Regions from separate parts of the Mus musculus genome. Here region 1 is linked to region 2. A link is a loop called in an ENCODE intact Hi-C map of the cell type or tissue named here. Cell type or tissue: gastrocnemius. All regions are shown on one strand.

Evidence for each region. A loop is a pair of places that touch in the nucleus more often than their neighbours do. Peaks named below come from ENCODE experiments on the same cell type or tissue, not always from the same donor. Only the 100,000 strongest peaks of a DNase experiment are listed, where the experiment ranks them.
Region 1: a loop joins it to region 2, with 3 times the contacts of the local background. A loop is called at or near these places in 12 of 42 quality-filtered maps.

Annotation. Positions count from the first base shown.
Region 1 is chr15:81,444,727-81,452,726 of GRCm38, forward strand. Xpnpep3 (X-prolyl aminopeptidase 3, mitochondrial) reads left to right here. Exons shown (of 10, transcript NM_001347075.1): 8 at 3,593-3,770; 9 at 6,175-6,295. Among named protein-coding and RNA genes, the nearest start is that of Rbx1, 18 kb to the right of the region's middle. In gastrocnemius, a CTCF peak has its summit at 3,913 (motif pointing right); a DNase peak (open chromatin) is centred at 3,920.
Region 2 is chr15:81,602,863-81,610,862 of GRCm38, forward strand. Ep300 (E1A binding protein p300) reads left to right here. Exons shown (of 31, transcript NM_177821.6): 3 at 5,335-5,511; 4 at 7,493-7,754. Among named protein-coding and RNA genes, the nearest start is that of Gm22067, 15 kb to the left of the region's middle. In gastrocnemius, CTCF peaks have their summits at 315 (motif pointing right) and 3,970 (motif pointing left); no DNase peak of the experiment used is centred here; H3K27ac peaks cover 919 bases.

The sequences.
Region 1 (8,000 bases), 160 kb before region 2:
GTTGTGAGCCATCATGTGAGCAGTGAGAATCAAACTGAGGTCCTCTGGAAAAGCAGCCAGTGCTCTCAACCACTGAGACACCTCTCCTCCTCTTCTTCCTCTTCTTCTTCCTCCTCCTCTCCCTCCTCCTCCTCGTCTTCCTCCTTTTCTTCTTCTTCTCTTTCCCCTCCTCCTCCTCCTCTTCTTTGTTTGTTTTTGTTTTTCGAGACAGGGTTTCTCTGTATAGCCCTGGCTGGCCTCGAACACAGAAATCTGCCTGCCTCTGTCTCCCAAGTGCTGGAATTAAAGGCATGTGCTACCACTACCCAATGTAAATCAAATGAAATGGGTAAATTTAGTGATGTTGGGGTTTTCAGTCTGAGGCTATTTTCTTCTTTTTTTAAATTTAGTTTTAAATGTGTGTGTGTGTGTGTGTGTGTGTGTATAGAGAGAGAGAGAGGGAGGGGGGGAACCCTGTCTTGAAAAACCAAAAAAAAAGAAAAGAAAGAAAGAAAAAAACAATGAACCAGGCTAGTTTTCAGTTTTGATATAGTTTAAAAAACAAACAAATAAATAAAAACTGAAAGAGTAGCATTAATATGAGTCCTGGAGAGATGGCTCAGCGGTTAAGAGCACTGACTGTTCTTCTGAAGGTCCTGAGTTCAAATCCCAGCAACCACATGGTGGCTCACAACCATCTGGTAATGAGATCTGACACCCTCTTCTGGTGCAGCTGAAGTCAGCTACAGTGTACTTATGTATAATAATAAATAAATAAATCTTTAAAAAAAAGAGTAGCATTAATACAAACAAAATAAACATCAAGACAAGTGTTGTCAGAAGTAAATCAGAATATTGACTCACTACCTCACAGGCTCAGTGCTTGCTACAGTTTTTCTAATTTAATTCCACTGTAGTCAGAGAGCATACAACACTTCAGCCTTTTGAAGTCCATTGAGACTAGTTTACAGCCGGGGAAAATGTTCACGTGTTTAAAGGAATACATAGCCTGAAGGTACTCAGCACATCACTTTACAGGAAGATCTCACGACCTACGAACACTTGTCCTATAAATTAACAAGACTGTAAAAAACTGACTGCGTGTGATTGCTCATTTCTCTTTAGTCTTTCCAGCTTTCCTGTGTGTGCAGCTGTCTTAGGAATCCGTGCACTCATAGCCACTGTCATCATCGCTGTCATTACCATCAGTGTTCTGCTTCAACTCCAACAACACTAGTCCTGATGTTTATTTTGTTTGTATTAATGTCAAGTTTCTACACCTGATCTTAGCCAAAAGGTCAAGACGCTATATGTCATTTTAGCTTCTTTATGACTGATGTTCTCACAGTAATAACTTTCTCCATCTTTTTATTTTCATAAGCTTAAGGGTTTTTATTTAAAATGTTTTTTGTGCCAGGTGGCTGTGGTACAGGCCTTTAATCCCAGCACTCCAGAGCAGAGGTAGGTAGATCTCTGAATTTGAGGCCAGCCCAGTCTACACAATGAGTTCCAGGACCTAAATCTGTTTTTCAAGACAGGGTTTCTCTGTGTAGCCTTGACTTTTCTAGAACTCACTTTGTAGACCAGGCTGCCTTGAACTCAGAGATCTATCTACCTCTGCCTCTGGCCTGCAGCAATTAAAGCCATGAGCCATCATGCCCAGTGACAAAATATATTTTCAAATCTCCAAATAGAGCTAGAGAGATGTCTCAGAGATTAAGAGTTCTTGCTTTTTCTTCCAGAGGACCCCTGTTGTGCAGTTGAGAAGCTGAAGACTTTAACTTGATAAAGAGTTAACGCCCAGGGGCTTAATGATGGCTCTGCAGTTACTGCACTTTTTTTTTTTAAAAGATTTATTTATTTATTATATGTAAGTACACTGTAGCTGTCTTCAGACACTCCAGAAGAGGGCGTCAGATCATGTTACAGATGGTTGTGAGCCACCATGTGGTTGCTGGGATTTGAACTTCGGACCTTCAGAAGAGCAGTCGGGTGCTCTTACCCACTGAGCCATTTCACCAGCCCGCACTTTTTTTTATTAGATATTTTTCTTCATTTACATTTCATGCTATCCTGAAAGTCCCCTATATCCTCCCACCACCCTGCTCCCCTGCTTTCACAGTTACTGCACATAATACTGTGTCATATGACTGCCTTTTGGATCTCAGCAATCACAATAGACTATATATTGTTTTTAAAGAGTTCAAGGCCAGCCTGGGCTACATTCTGAGGTTCTAATTTTAAAATGATCAGAACCAGCCAGTCGTGGTGGTGCATGCCTTTAATCCCAGCACCCGGGAGGCAGAGGCAGGTGGATTTCTGAGTTTGAAGCCAGCCTGGTCTACAGAGTGAGTTCCAGGACAGCCAGGGCTACACAGAGAAACCCTGTCTCAAAAAACCAAAAAAATAAAACAAAATAAAACAAAAAACAAAAAAAAAGACAAAGTAGCAAAAAGGCATCAGCAAAGTAAATTACAGTGTGTCTGGGATGGACTAGTAATGGAGATACTCTGTGTAATAATGGACATACTCTGTGTAGTAATGGACATATTCTGTGTAGTAATGGAGACACTCTGTGTAGTAATGGAGATACTCTGTAGTAATGGAGACACTCTGTGTAGTAATGGAGACACTCTGTGTAGTAATGGACATATTCTGTGTAGTAATGGAGACACTCTGTGTAGTAATGGAGATACTCTGTAGTAATGGAGACACTCTATGTAGTAATGGAGACACTCTGTGTAGTAATGGAGACACTGTAGTAATGGAGACACTCTGTAGTAATGGAGACACTCTATGTAGTAATGGAGATACTCTGTGTAGTAATGGAGACACTGTGTAGTAATGGAGATACTCTGTAGTAATGGAGACACTCTATGTAGTAATGGAGACACTCTGTGTAGTAATGGAGACACTCTGTGTAGTAATGGAGACGCTCTGTGTAGTAATGGAGATACTCTGTAGTAATGGAGACACTCTATGTAGTAATGGAGACACTCTGTGTAGTAATGGAGACACTCTGTGTAGTAATGGAGACACTCTGTGTAGTAATGGAGACACTCTGTGTAGTAATGGAGATACTCTGTAGTAATGGAGACACTCTATGTAGTAATGGAGATACTTTGTGTAGTAATGGAGACACTCTGTGTCGTAATGGAGATACTCTGTGTGGATAATAGGGAAATAAAGCTGAAGGGAAATGTGTGACTTTTCTTTCAGGCAGGATCTCACTAAGTAACCCAAGCTATTGCAAACATGCCATGTAGCCCAGGACAGCCTTAAAGATACAGTCCTGCCTCAGCCTACTGAGTGTTGGGATTACTGGGTCCTATACCACTATGCCCAGCTGAGAAGTTCATAAACCTTAAATGTTTAACCTGGAAAGGTAAATGGTAAGTACTTGCCTAGTATACACAAGGCTTTGGGTTTAAACTGCAGCACTAGGAAGAAATAAAAAGTAAAAAGGGATGGGGGAATGATTAAGTCAGTAATGTCTAAACTTCCACCTTAAGAAACTACTGAAGGTCCAGCAAGATGGCTGGCTGGTAAAACGCTGCGGCCAGGCCTGACTACTGGATACATAGCTCACTTTCCTTGGTTTTCCTGTGCTTAGATTCACCGCCCCTCAGGCAGAGCTCTATGAAGCTGTTCTGGAAATCCAAAGAGCTTGTTTGACTCTGTGTTCCCCTGGGACGAGCTTGGAGAACATCTACAGCATGATGCTGACGCTGATAGGACAGAAGCTTAAGGATCTGGGCATCACAAAGACCAGCAAGGAAAGCGCCTTCAAGGTACCTCCCTCCTCACGCCAGTCCTTCAGAAGGGCCAGCAACATGCTGCTCAGTTTTTGCCCTGCTTGGAAAAGCTAATTCTTTGTAAAGTGGATTTAGCTTTAACATGGATTGGATTAAAACAAAGGGAGTCAGTACTTCTTTTTGCCAGAAGATGGCAGCACATTCTGAGTCATTGCCTGCTAGAGAGCCAGTGCAGTACTCAGACACAAGATGAAGTCTATACAGGCAGAGAGTGGGAAGAACACAAACAAGGAGAGAGGGTTAACTCCTAATCCTTTGCTGGGGTTCTGGAGGTCAGAAGGGAGGCTGTTTATTGGCTCAGTTACACTATTGAAACTTTACAAAACGCCCAGTTTTGTCTACACCTAAATGTATGACATCCATTATAGTTGCAGACCCTGAGCCACACAAGCATTAGGCAGCCTCCATTTCCAAATTTACACTTCCAGGACTCCTATTACCAAAGAAAAGAAGTTATAAATTCCCTGAACCAAGCCAACAAATTTTTAATTAACAGAACTATCCATACCAGTAAACACAGAGTCCTGCCTACTCTACAACTTGACATGGGTAGAGTAGGCTACCCAGGAGAGATGTATGTCTTTTTTATTGCATTTATGGTGGGGACAAGTTCTTGTGTAACCCAGGCTTGCCTTGAACTCAGCAGCTGAGGATGGCTCTGGATTCTTGATCCTCCTATCTCCACAGACCAAGAGTTAGGATTCTAAGTGTGGGTTCATATTTTGTGTCTTCCTTTTTAAGACATATAAATTGTAAGGATAATAGAACATTGCTGTTCTTCCTTTCCCAAAAAAAGGCAATCTCCCCACCCCTTTGCTGGGGATCAAATAGAGGATGTGTGGTAGGCAAATCCACTGGAATTCCTTAGCCTGTGCATAATGCATTTGACAGTGGTCTATACAGTATACTATACTGTGCATAATACATTTGACAGTGAGGTGGAAAGCAGTATCGTAAGTGTGGATTGAGGAAGTAACAGTTTGCCAGACATGGACATGGTTAGGTGGGTAAAGTGCTTTCTAACACAAGCATGAGGACCTGACTTCAGATCCCTAGCATCCACATAAAAAGGTAGGTGTAGACGGGCGGTGGTGGCACACGCCTTTAATCCCAGCACTCAGAAGGCCGAGGCAGGCGAATTTCTGAGTTTGAGGACAGCCTGGTCTACAGAGTGAGTTCCAGGACAGTCAGGGCTACACAGAGAAACCCTGTTTGGGGGTGGGGGGGAAAGTAGGTGTATAGGCTAGATAGATGGCCCAGAGTTTGAGTTTGGGAGCACTGGCTGTTCTTCCAGAGGACTCGGGTTCCAGCACACACATAGAGGCTCAAAACCATCTGTAGCTACAGTTCCAAGGGATCTGATACCATCTTCAGGCCTCTTAGGTCATGAGATAGATACAAAGTACACATAGATACACAAAAAGACTGAGCACAGCAGCCTGTTCCCAAAGTCTCAGCTCTGGGAGCTAGAGACCAAAGGAACCTCTGGGGACTTGCTCACCACCTAATTAGCCAGCCATTGAGCTTCAAGCTCACCAAGAAGTCTTAAAAAAACACAGCTTGGAGGGGTGGGGAGCAGATGACAAGATAGTTCCATGTAGGGCTGGTGAGATGGCTCAGTGGTTAAGAGGGCCAACTGCTCTTCCGAAGGTCCCGAGTTCAAATCCCAGCAACCACATGGTGGCTCACAACCATCCGTAACGAAATCTGATGCCCTCTTCTGGAGTATCTGAGGACAGCTACAGTGTATTTACATATAATAAATAAATAAATCTTTAAAAAAAAAAAAAGATAGTTACATGTATAAAGTCACATGCCACCAAGTCTGATGACCTGAGTTCAGTCCCAAGAACCTACTTGGCAGGAGAAAGCAGGTTGTACTCCTAACTCCACACACACGTTAGGCATGTGCATCCACACAAGAGCACCAGCAACCAACCAACCAGTCAATCAAGAGTCAAGGGAAGGTGGGTGTGGTGTTGCATGCCTTTAATCCTAGCACTTGGGAGGCAGAGGCAGGCAGATTTCTGAGTTCGAGGACAGCCAGGGCTACACAGAGAAACCCTGTCTCGAAAAACCAAAAAAAAAAAAAGTCAAGGGAAGCTGTAGAGGAAGACATCCACTATCGACTCCTGCCTCCATAGGCACACACATGCACGCCACACACCACACACCACACCCTGCCTCCACAGGCACACACATGCACGCCACACACCACACACCTCAAAGAGTTGCAGTTTGTCAGGTCCCTTAAGGATAGGTTAAACATAAATCATAGAAACTGACAGTTAGCATCACATGTCACTGATTTATGCATGCCAGTTTTCCCTTAAGAGCTCATTCATTGTCCTGATGATACTGTGGTAATTATCTTTTCCAGGCTGCTCGAAAATACTGCCCTCATCATGTTGGCCATTACCTCGGGATGGATGTCCATGACACTCCAGACATGCCTCGGTCACTCCCTCTGCAGCCTGGAATGGTGATCACAGTTGAACCAGGTAAGGGATGGGTTAATCCCAAAGTATACATTGCTTATTTTTATTTACGTAACATAAAATGTTTAGGTTTGTCTAGAGCTTTCTTATTTAACATCACAGTTTGTTTAATTTGACTCCTCCGATAAACAACAGATGGCAAATACTTTCTGTAAGTCGATATTAAGAAATAAATCTTTTTTAATCCTACCTTTGCCAGAGCCAACTCATAATAGTCTCATAGTTAGTAGTGGTGGGTTGCAACATCCTGCTACCTATAGTGAGCTATCCTCCCACAGACAGTTACCTGGTTCGAGGAAGTGCCTGCCTAGTAGGCAGAGTGGAGAAGTGAAGTGTGGCCTCAGTGGTTAGCAGGGCTGACGATTAAAGATGAGGCTGCTGGCATCATGAGATCGAAGCCCAAAGTCTGAATTAGGTGTGTTAGGGCTGAGAAATGCCTCTTCCTGTCCCGTGAAGAAGCAGTCAGTCATGTTGCTCTGTGGCAGTGGAGGCTGCTCCAGTTAGTAATGGCCACTACAGTTGCCAGGCTTTTTATTGAAGAGCATCTGGGGATGGTTTCAGGTTCTTTTGTTTGGTTGGCTGGTTGGTTGGTTGGTTGGTTGGTTGGTTGGTTGGTTGGCTGGCTGGTTGGTTATTTGGTTGGTTGGTTTTGTTTTTTCCAGACAGGATCTCTCTGTGTTGCTTTGGCTTTTCTAGAACTCACTCTGTAGACCAGGCTGCCTTGAACTCAGATCTGCCTGCCTCTGCCTCCAGAGTACTAGGATGCTACCATAGCAGCTACTTTGGAGGTTCTTTACTGTGCAAAGTCCTGACGTCTGTTTGACTTGAGATTTAGGAAGAGTGTCTGGAAACTAGGCATAGTGGTGCATGCCTGTAATCCCAGCACAAAAGAAGATTCAAAGCCAGCCTCAGCTACGTGAGACTGTTAGAAAAAGTTCCTGGAATATCTAGACTTTTCTAAATGTACATTAATCTTTTTTTAATCTTTATTTTATGTGTATGGGTGTTCAGCCTTGATGAATGTCTGTGCACTACATGTGTGCAGTGTCTGTGGAAGCCAGAGGAAGATGTTGGATCCTATAGAACTGGAGTTACAGGCAGTTGTGTGTGGTTGCTGGGAATTGAACCCAGTCCTCTGGAAGAGCAGTCAGCTCTTAACTGCTCAGCCTTCTCTCCAGCCCCTTAATGTCTTTTATATACATTTAGACCTTTTTTTTTAATAGCTTATTTGAGGGAAAAGAACTTTATAGTGACAGTTTCTGTAGCTTTGGCTAATACCTCAATATTATGAATATGCTGTAATACATTGTCTTTTTTCTAATTCATTTTTGGGGTTTTCTTGAGTTGGGGCTTAACTGTTTATTGTAAACATATTACAATAAACATATTATCTAGCCTACACTGATACTCCCTCCTTAGTCTTCTAAGGAAATGCCATCATAGCTGACTTCATACTTTATTTTAGCTAAATAACTGTTCTAATAGAATTTTTAGGCAAGGAAAGACATTTATATAATCTTCTGGTTCCTTTATATATAATATATTTGTAAATTAATGGCTTCCCTGAACCACTAGACTATGACAGAATCAGGTTGGTATTATAGTTGAATGCAGCCTGTAGTCCACTAAACAAAATGGCTACAGCAGTAGTAATCCTAGCTGATGAAAGCCATCTGACCGAGCTTCCTGTACACAGCTCTACAGTGTG
Region 2 (8,000 bases):
TATTTTTTCATTTTTTATTGTTATTTGTATGTGATGTGTTTGTGGACATTTCTTTTCTACTATGGGGATAGAACACAACTTAGTGAAGTTCTCTCTTTCCACCTTAATGTAGGTTTTGGGGATTAAACAGCATTGTCTTCAAGTTTAAATACCAAAATCTTTTACCTTATCTAAGCCATCCTGCCAGCCCTGAAATTGTATTTTTGTGTTTAAAGATTATTTTATTTATATGAGTACACTGTAGCTGTCTTCAGATACAACAGAAGAGGGAGTCAGATCCCATTACAAATGGTTGTGAGCCACCATGTGGTTGCTAGGAATTGAACTTAGGACCTCTTGAAGATCAGTCAGTCTTCTTAGCCCTCGAGCCATCTCTCTAGCCCTCTAAAATTGTATTTTTATTTAGCTAACAGAATAGCAGGTTTCTAGATGGGTTTTTCATATATTCTTAGATTTGACTAGCCTTTTCCCCAACTCCCAAAACTTTTCTATCCACAGTGTTCTTTGTTCTACCATATCAAATGTATTAAGCTCTCTTCCCTCTAACACACATAAACATCCTACCATGGTATCTTTGTGTTGTTCTCACCTCTGCATGTGCCCTGAAGTTAAACTTACAAATTTAAATATTTGAAGCTAAGATCTACATATGAGAGATTGTGTGGAATTTATCTTTCTGGGCCTGAGTTACCTCATGCTTTCATTTTCCTTCAAATTTAATTTTCAGTTACAGCTGAATTCCATTGTGTATATGTATAAATTTTTGTAGAAATTTGTTAGTTGAGGGACATCTCGGCTGCTGCTCTTCCCTAGCTTTTTGTATAGAACAGCTGTCAATGTGGAGATAATGTGGAACTTACCTAATTATGTCAGACAAGTGTTAAACAGAGAGAGAGATTCATTGGGAGGAACCTAAGTCAGTGTGTTAAAAATTTGTTACTTAGCTGGGCAGTGGTGTTGCATGCCTTTGATCCCAGCACTTGGGAGGCAGAGGATTTCTGAGTTCGAGGATACCCAGGGCTATGCAGAGAAACCCTGTCTCAAAAAAACCAAAAAAAAAAAGTTGTTATTTTTAAATTATGCATTGTGTGTGTACATATGCATTGTGTGTGTGTTCATATGCAGTACACATGGAAGCTGCAGACCAGAAGCACAGGATTTCCCCGTGTGGCTGGTATTACAGGCAGTTGTGAACCTCCCGTCTTGTCCCAGGACATCTCTCCACTCTGTGCTTTCACAGATTATATCCTGAATACATGGCAGTGAGCAAAACATTAATTCTACCTTCATAGAGCTTACATTTCAATAGGGAAATTCACAACTTAAGATGCTTTTGTTGTTTATTTTGTTGTTTTTTGAGACAGAGTTTCTCTGAACAGCCCTGGTTGTCCTGGAACTAGCTCTGTAGATGAGGCTGGCCTCAAACTCAAAGAAATTTGCTTGCCTCTGCTTCCAGAGTACCAGGTTTAAAGATTTGCACAACCATGGGGCAAAAAAGATAAATATTAAGCTGAGCATGGTAGCACACATTTTTGAGTCCAGCACTTGGGAGCCAGAGCCACATGGATGGATCTCTCAATTAAAGGCCAGCCTTGTCTGCCAGAGTTTCAGGATAGCCAAAGCTACATAGTGAGATACTATCTCAAAAAACAGGAGGATGATGGTGGGGATGGATTTTGCTACATTTAGGATGTAGCTCAGGGTTCAGTGTAGAAAGTGTGCTTAGTATGAACAAGAACCTAGGGTTGATCACCAGTTCCCCTAAAATATTTCTGAGCTTCATTCAAGTGAGTATTTACTTTAAGAGAGTAAATTCCATTCCCCAAATAGTGATAATATAATTTTTAGAATTTACTCTTGGCATCAATCTGTGATACATTTCTGTATGTAATGTTAGAGTTTTTTTAATTAAAGACAGGATCTCACTATCCCAGGCTGGCCTTCAACTTCCTGTGTAACACTGATCTTCCTTCCATTACTTTCTGAATGCTGAGATTTCATGCAAGTAACCCACACTCAGTTTATGGGGTACAGATGGTCAAATCCAGGTCTTCATGGGTGTCAGGCAAGAATTATATTAACTGAGCTCTTTATCTCCAGCACTAAGAGTTCTAGATCTGTAAAGTTTTACATTCAGAGTGTGTCGTAGAGATATGATGGCTCAACAGTTAAAGAACTTGTACTGATCTTACATTGGATCTGAATTTTCAGGATCTATGATGATTGGTACCCAAACCCCTGTAAATATAGCTCCGGGGGGGGGGGGGGTCTAAGGCCTTTGATCTGCTGGGAGACTCATACTCATTTGCCACCAAGTCTGGCTTTGTTTTGTTTTGCTATGTAGCCCACGTTGGTCTCAAACTCAAGAGCTATCAAATTCAGGTCTCTTGTCCTATCCTTCTGGATGCTGATATTAAAGCTTGTTTTTGTAATCATTTATTTAATATGTATGAGTGTTTTACTCACATGTATGTATGTTCACCATGTACATGTATGCTTAGTGACACCAAATGCCAGAGAAAGATTCCCTCAGTCTGGGATTATGGAACGTATGTTCTACCATGTGGATTCTTGGGAAATGAGTCATTTGCTAAAACAAGTGGTCTGAACTGCCTGAGCCATCTCTTTAGCCCAATATTTGATTTCTAATGTGTCCATATGTATCTTATTACAATCCTAGTTTTCTGCAGCAGCAGAAATTAACAACAGGGTATTTAATATGTGCAAGACTGCTTTTAGCAAAGGAAGAATGATACTTTAAGGCTTTTGTGGGATAGAGGGTGTTTTTTGCTTGTTCCTTCCTGGTTGTTGTGTGACACAACTTTCCCTGAGGAGAGACAACACACAATGGCTACTACCCAAATAGGGAATCACAGACTAAAGCATAAATATCACCAGAATCCAATTTGGTGCAGCAGTGAGCGTTATTAGGGTGATTACCAGAGTATGAGTTGAAGAGAAGAAATGACTCAAAGACACCTGCATCACCAAAGCCCACCCAGCACGGGTAATAAAGCTGGAAACCTAGACATTGCCCTGCAGGCAACTCTACAGCTTGAAGAAAATCCTTTCCACGTGCCTCAGTTGGTCTAAACTTCTTCCAGGCAGCTTGGCTACTTTCTGCTGCTCCTAAGTAGCTGGTCTGGCCTTAGAGTCCTCTTTGAAGCTTTTCTCCTCTGAGAGAAAAGCTGTAGCTCAGCTTCTGTATAGGGGAAACAGCTTTTTGCTGATTTGGGCAGTGAGGGATCTAGTGAATCTGATCAGTTTCAGGACCTTCCTGAATTGATTTTTAATTGACAGCTTCCTATATAAAGGAAGGAGCTCCCAGCAGGATTGAATGTTTCGATCTAGGATAGCAACACTGGTCCTTTCTTTTCCTTTTCAGGTTAGGTCAGTGTCTGTATTATGGTGGGTAATTGGACATCAGGAATTACCAGCTATAAAGGGAAGTGAGATCAAATAACATCATTGTAGCAGACACAAATATAGTCCTATCTTTCTTCTGTTTGTTGGGGGAGAGAAAAAAGGCTTCAAGTGACAGAAAGTATAATAATGGGAAGGTAGATATTCTGAGATACAATACCAGTTTCAGTTTGTATTGAGATTTATGTGAACACAGACATTATAATTATTTATAGACACTGAGGCAGCTTACAAATGTCTACACTTTATTTACTTCTGTGAAGTTTTAGAAACATTGTTATTTGTTCTTGTGTCATTCAAAGTTATGTGGTAAATTGGCTTTCATACTATGTCTCAATTTTCATTTTCATTAAGGATACAATTATAAATATACCATAATTCAGTATAGGCATGGATATTATTATTATTTTAGAATAAATATTGCTACTGTAAATAAGCAAAGGTTTAGTAGTTAGGAGCCCTGGTTCTCTTCCCCTTTCAGAGGACCCAGGTCCTATTCTCAGAATCTATGTTGTAGCCAACCCTAACACCAGTTGCAGGGATCTGATGCCCTCTACTGTCCTTGAAAGCCACTGCATGTTAGTGGTACACATACATCCAGACAGAACACTCACAAAATAAGCAGTGTGGTTGTGCATGTTTATGATCCAGCTTTGGGAGGCTGAGTAGGGGGATTGCACTTCCAAGTCAGCCTTGATTACATAGTGAGATTATATCTTAAAGAGTGTACGTGGTACTACTTAAGAAAAACATTTGCACTATTGTGATCCTAATATTTCCTTTACTAGTTAATACTAGGTAGTCACATAAGAGTGGGAATGTGACTGCCATGGAACTGGTAATTCTGCTTCTCCTTCCTAAGTGCTAGGATTGTAGGCCTCATAGAACCAAGCCTGGTAGGAAAATGCAGTTGGCGTGGGGGTTAAGAAAAATTATTCCGTAAATGCTTGCCACACAAGCACAGGGACTTATTAGTCAAAAGCACCCAAGAAAAAAGCCAGCTCTGGTGGCATATTAATCTTAACAATGGAGAGGCAAAGACCAGGCTCCTTTGCTTAATCAGCAAGATCCAAGTTTAGTGAGAGACTTACTTGTGAGATGTCTTGGTAGTAAAGACAATTGCCCAGACCTAGTATCTTTGACTCAGATAGTCTTCTAACTTCTTTATATGCACTAGGGTAAGTGCATGCAAGTGTGTATGTATGGGCTCTCATGAATGCAAAAACAAATTCAGTTTAAAATATTTAACATTCTTCATTGTATAGTGGGATGGCTCCAGATAAACTGAGCACAAAGAAGATAATGCTTTTAAAAGTTTTTTTGTAGTCATGGCTCTATTTAAACCTTAATTTGTGATACATACTTTGGTAAGCATACACTTTTATTCAATGTGTTTTAGTTTTAAAATTTGTGTTGTATTTATTTTGATTGTATGTGAATTTTTTTTTTTTTTTAAATTTTCGAGACAGGGTTTCTCTGTATAGCCCTGGCTGTCCTGGAACTCACTTTGTAGACCAGGCTGCCCTCGAACTCAGAAATCCATCTGCCTCTGCCTCGGGAGTGCTGGGATCAAAGGCATGCACCACCACGCCTGGCTGTATGTGAATTCTTAAAAAGAGTATATACCACCCAGGTGTAGAGGGTATAGAGGACAGCCTCGTGGAGTTGGTCCTGTCCTTTCACTTTTACAAGTATAGGGGATCAAATTCGGCTTGATAGAATTTTGCAGTAAGCACCTTTACCTGCTAAGCGATACTCCTGAGTCTTTCATTATGGTTTTTTTTTTTTTTTTTTTTTTTTGAATACTCTAAGGATTTTATTTAAAATGGTTTTCTAATATAGAACATGAAGTATGGTCATGGTGATGTCTTAGTAATACAGAGAATGACACTTTTTTCTAATTTTATGTAGATGGGAATGATGAACAATCCCAGTCCTTATGGTTCACCATACACTCAGAATTCTGGACAGCAGATTGGAGCAAGTGGCCTTGGTCTCCAAATTCAGACAAAGACTGTTCTACCAAATAACTTATCTCCATTTGCAATGGACAAAAAGGCAGTTCCTGGTGGGGGAATGCCCAGTATGGTGAGTACTTAGCACTATTTTGTTAAGACTTTTTCTTGTCTTTTTGTTTTCTTTCTTCTTCTTCCTTTCATTTTGGCTTTTGGAGACACGGTTTCTCTGTGTAGCCCTGGCTGTCCTGGAATTCTGAAGTCTGCCAGCCTCTGCCCCCACTTCTGCCTGGCTCTTTTCTCTTTTTAACATTTATGTGCATGCAGAATAGATGTGTGCACAATACCATGGTAAACTTGTGAATGTCAGAAGTCAGCTTGCAGAAGTTAGTTTTCTTCTAATGTGAATCTTGAACTGTATACTCAGGTCACTATAATTACGTATTGAGCCACTTTGTGAGCATATTAGGTTGGCATTTAACACACTGGTATTATATATACTTGACCTTAAGATACATGATGTATATTAATTACCCTTGTGCCTTGGAATGGAATTTCACTTTGTAAAATTTCCACATGGCATTTTATTTGCTGTGCTAACTGATGAGTTGGAAGACTAATTCACAGAGTAAATGTGAGCTACAGTGAGTCCTTCAGCAGGCTCGCTGTAAGCCTTGTTACTGAAGAATAGGAAGAAGAACCTTTCTGCGCTTGCAGGAGATTCTTACTGCAAAGGCTTCTCTCAAGGACTGTGAATACTAGTTTTATTTCTATTAGTGTAACAGTAATTTTTTCAATTAACAAAATGATTTTTTGTTTTTCTCTTTTGGGATGAACCAACTGCATGAGTGGCTACGGTTAAGCTTCATTAAGTAGCATCTGTAATGGACAGTTTTCATGTTTAAAATTTCCAGTAAGGTGGCTCTCAGTAAGTTTAGGCCAGCCATATCTACATAGCCAGTTCCAGGCCATTCCAGACCTGAGATAAGACCTTAAAAGAAACCAAAGAAAGAGGACATGCTAGGCATGGTGGAGCACAACTTTAATCTGTGGAGATGGAGACTCACACCTGTGGAGGTGTATCTGATTTGGGTTCAAACAATTTCTACTTAGGAATTAAATGGTTTGTTTTTACTTTTGAGATTTGTCCTAGAACAATTTTATTTTATTTACTTTTACAAGTTTTGGTATTTTGTGTGGTATTGATTGTTTGTATTTAAAAAACCATACGAAGTAAAAAACCAAATAACAAAAATATGTCCTCACTGTCCTAAGGAATAACTTCTACTGGGAAGAGTTAATTTTTTTTTTTAAGAGGTGTAAAAACTATATTTGCTACACATGGTAGCACGTTTTCAATTCCAATACTTGTTTTTTGTTTAACATTTTTTTAAAGATTTCTTCTTGTGTTTTATGTGCACGTGTGCATGCATATAGGCTAGTGCGCCAATATAGGCTAGATGAGCATCTTGGGTTCTCTAGAGCTGGAGTTACAGGAGTCTGAGTTCTGCATATGTATACTGTGAACTAAATGCAAGTACTTTCAACAACTGTGACCTCTCTCCAGTCCCTATGTGTTTTTTGAGGCAGGATCTGGTAACAGGCTGGCTTCAGACTTGCTCTATAGAAGATTGACTTGAGTTCTGGGTCTTACTGTTCCCTTACTGAGCCTCTAATACTGAGAATGTGGAAATTACCTGTTCTTCCTTTCCGTTTAGTTCTCTGTGTCTAATAAATATGTACCATTTTTTATTTATATGAATACATTGTAGTTGTCTTCAGACACAACAGAAGAGGGCATCAGATCTCATTACAGATGGTTGTGAGCCACCATGTGGTTGCTGGGAATTGAACTCGGACCTCTGGAAGAACAGTCAGTGCTCTTAACCACCGAGCCATCTCTCCAGCCCCATAATTTATTTTCTTATTCCATTAATCTTTCTGATTAAGAGCTATTTATCGTGTATACATTGAATTCTTTCCATCCAAAATTAAAGAATGAATTCTGACATACAGTAGGTCACCACCAAGGATTTAATTTGAAAATACCTAGTCCTTGTTAAAAGATGGCACACTTGTAACACTGTTAAATATATCTTTGCTACATTTGTTAGGGCCAGCAGCCTACCCCATCGGTCCAGCAGCCAGGCCTGGTGACTCCAGTTGCCGCAGGAATGGGTTCTGGAGCACACACAGCTGATCCAGAGAAGCGCAAGCTCATCCAGCAGCAGCTTGTTCTCCTTTTACATGCTCACAAGTGCCAGCGCCGGGAGCAAGCTAATGGGGAAGTGAGGCAGTGCAACCTTCCTCACTGTCGTACCATGAAAAATGTCCTAAACCATATGACACATTGCCAGTCAGGCAAATCCTGCCAAGGTGAGTAACTTTGAGGATGATATTTTTATTTGGTACTTTGATTATGTTGATGACATTTTAGACATAGACATGTTCTGACATTAAATTTTGCCTTTCCCCCTTTATAAGTAAAGCAACTTTGTACACCAGGTGAGTTCCTGACCAATAAAATACAACTTCTTGGGTGTATGCTTGCTTGTTTGTATTGTTCCTGAAATTGAACCCTGAGCCTTGTACTTGGTAGAGGAGCACTCTATTGCTGAGCCA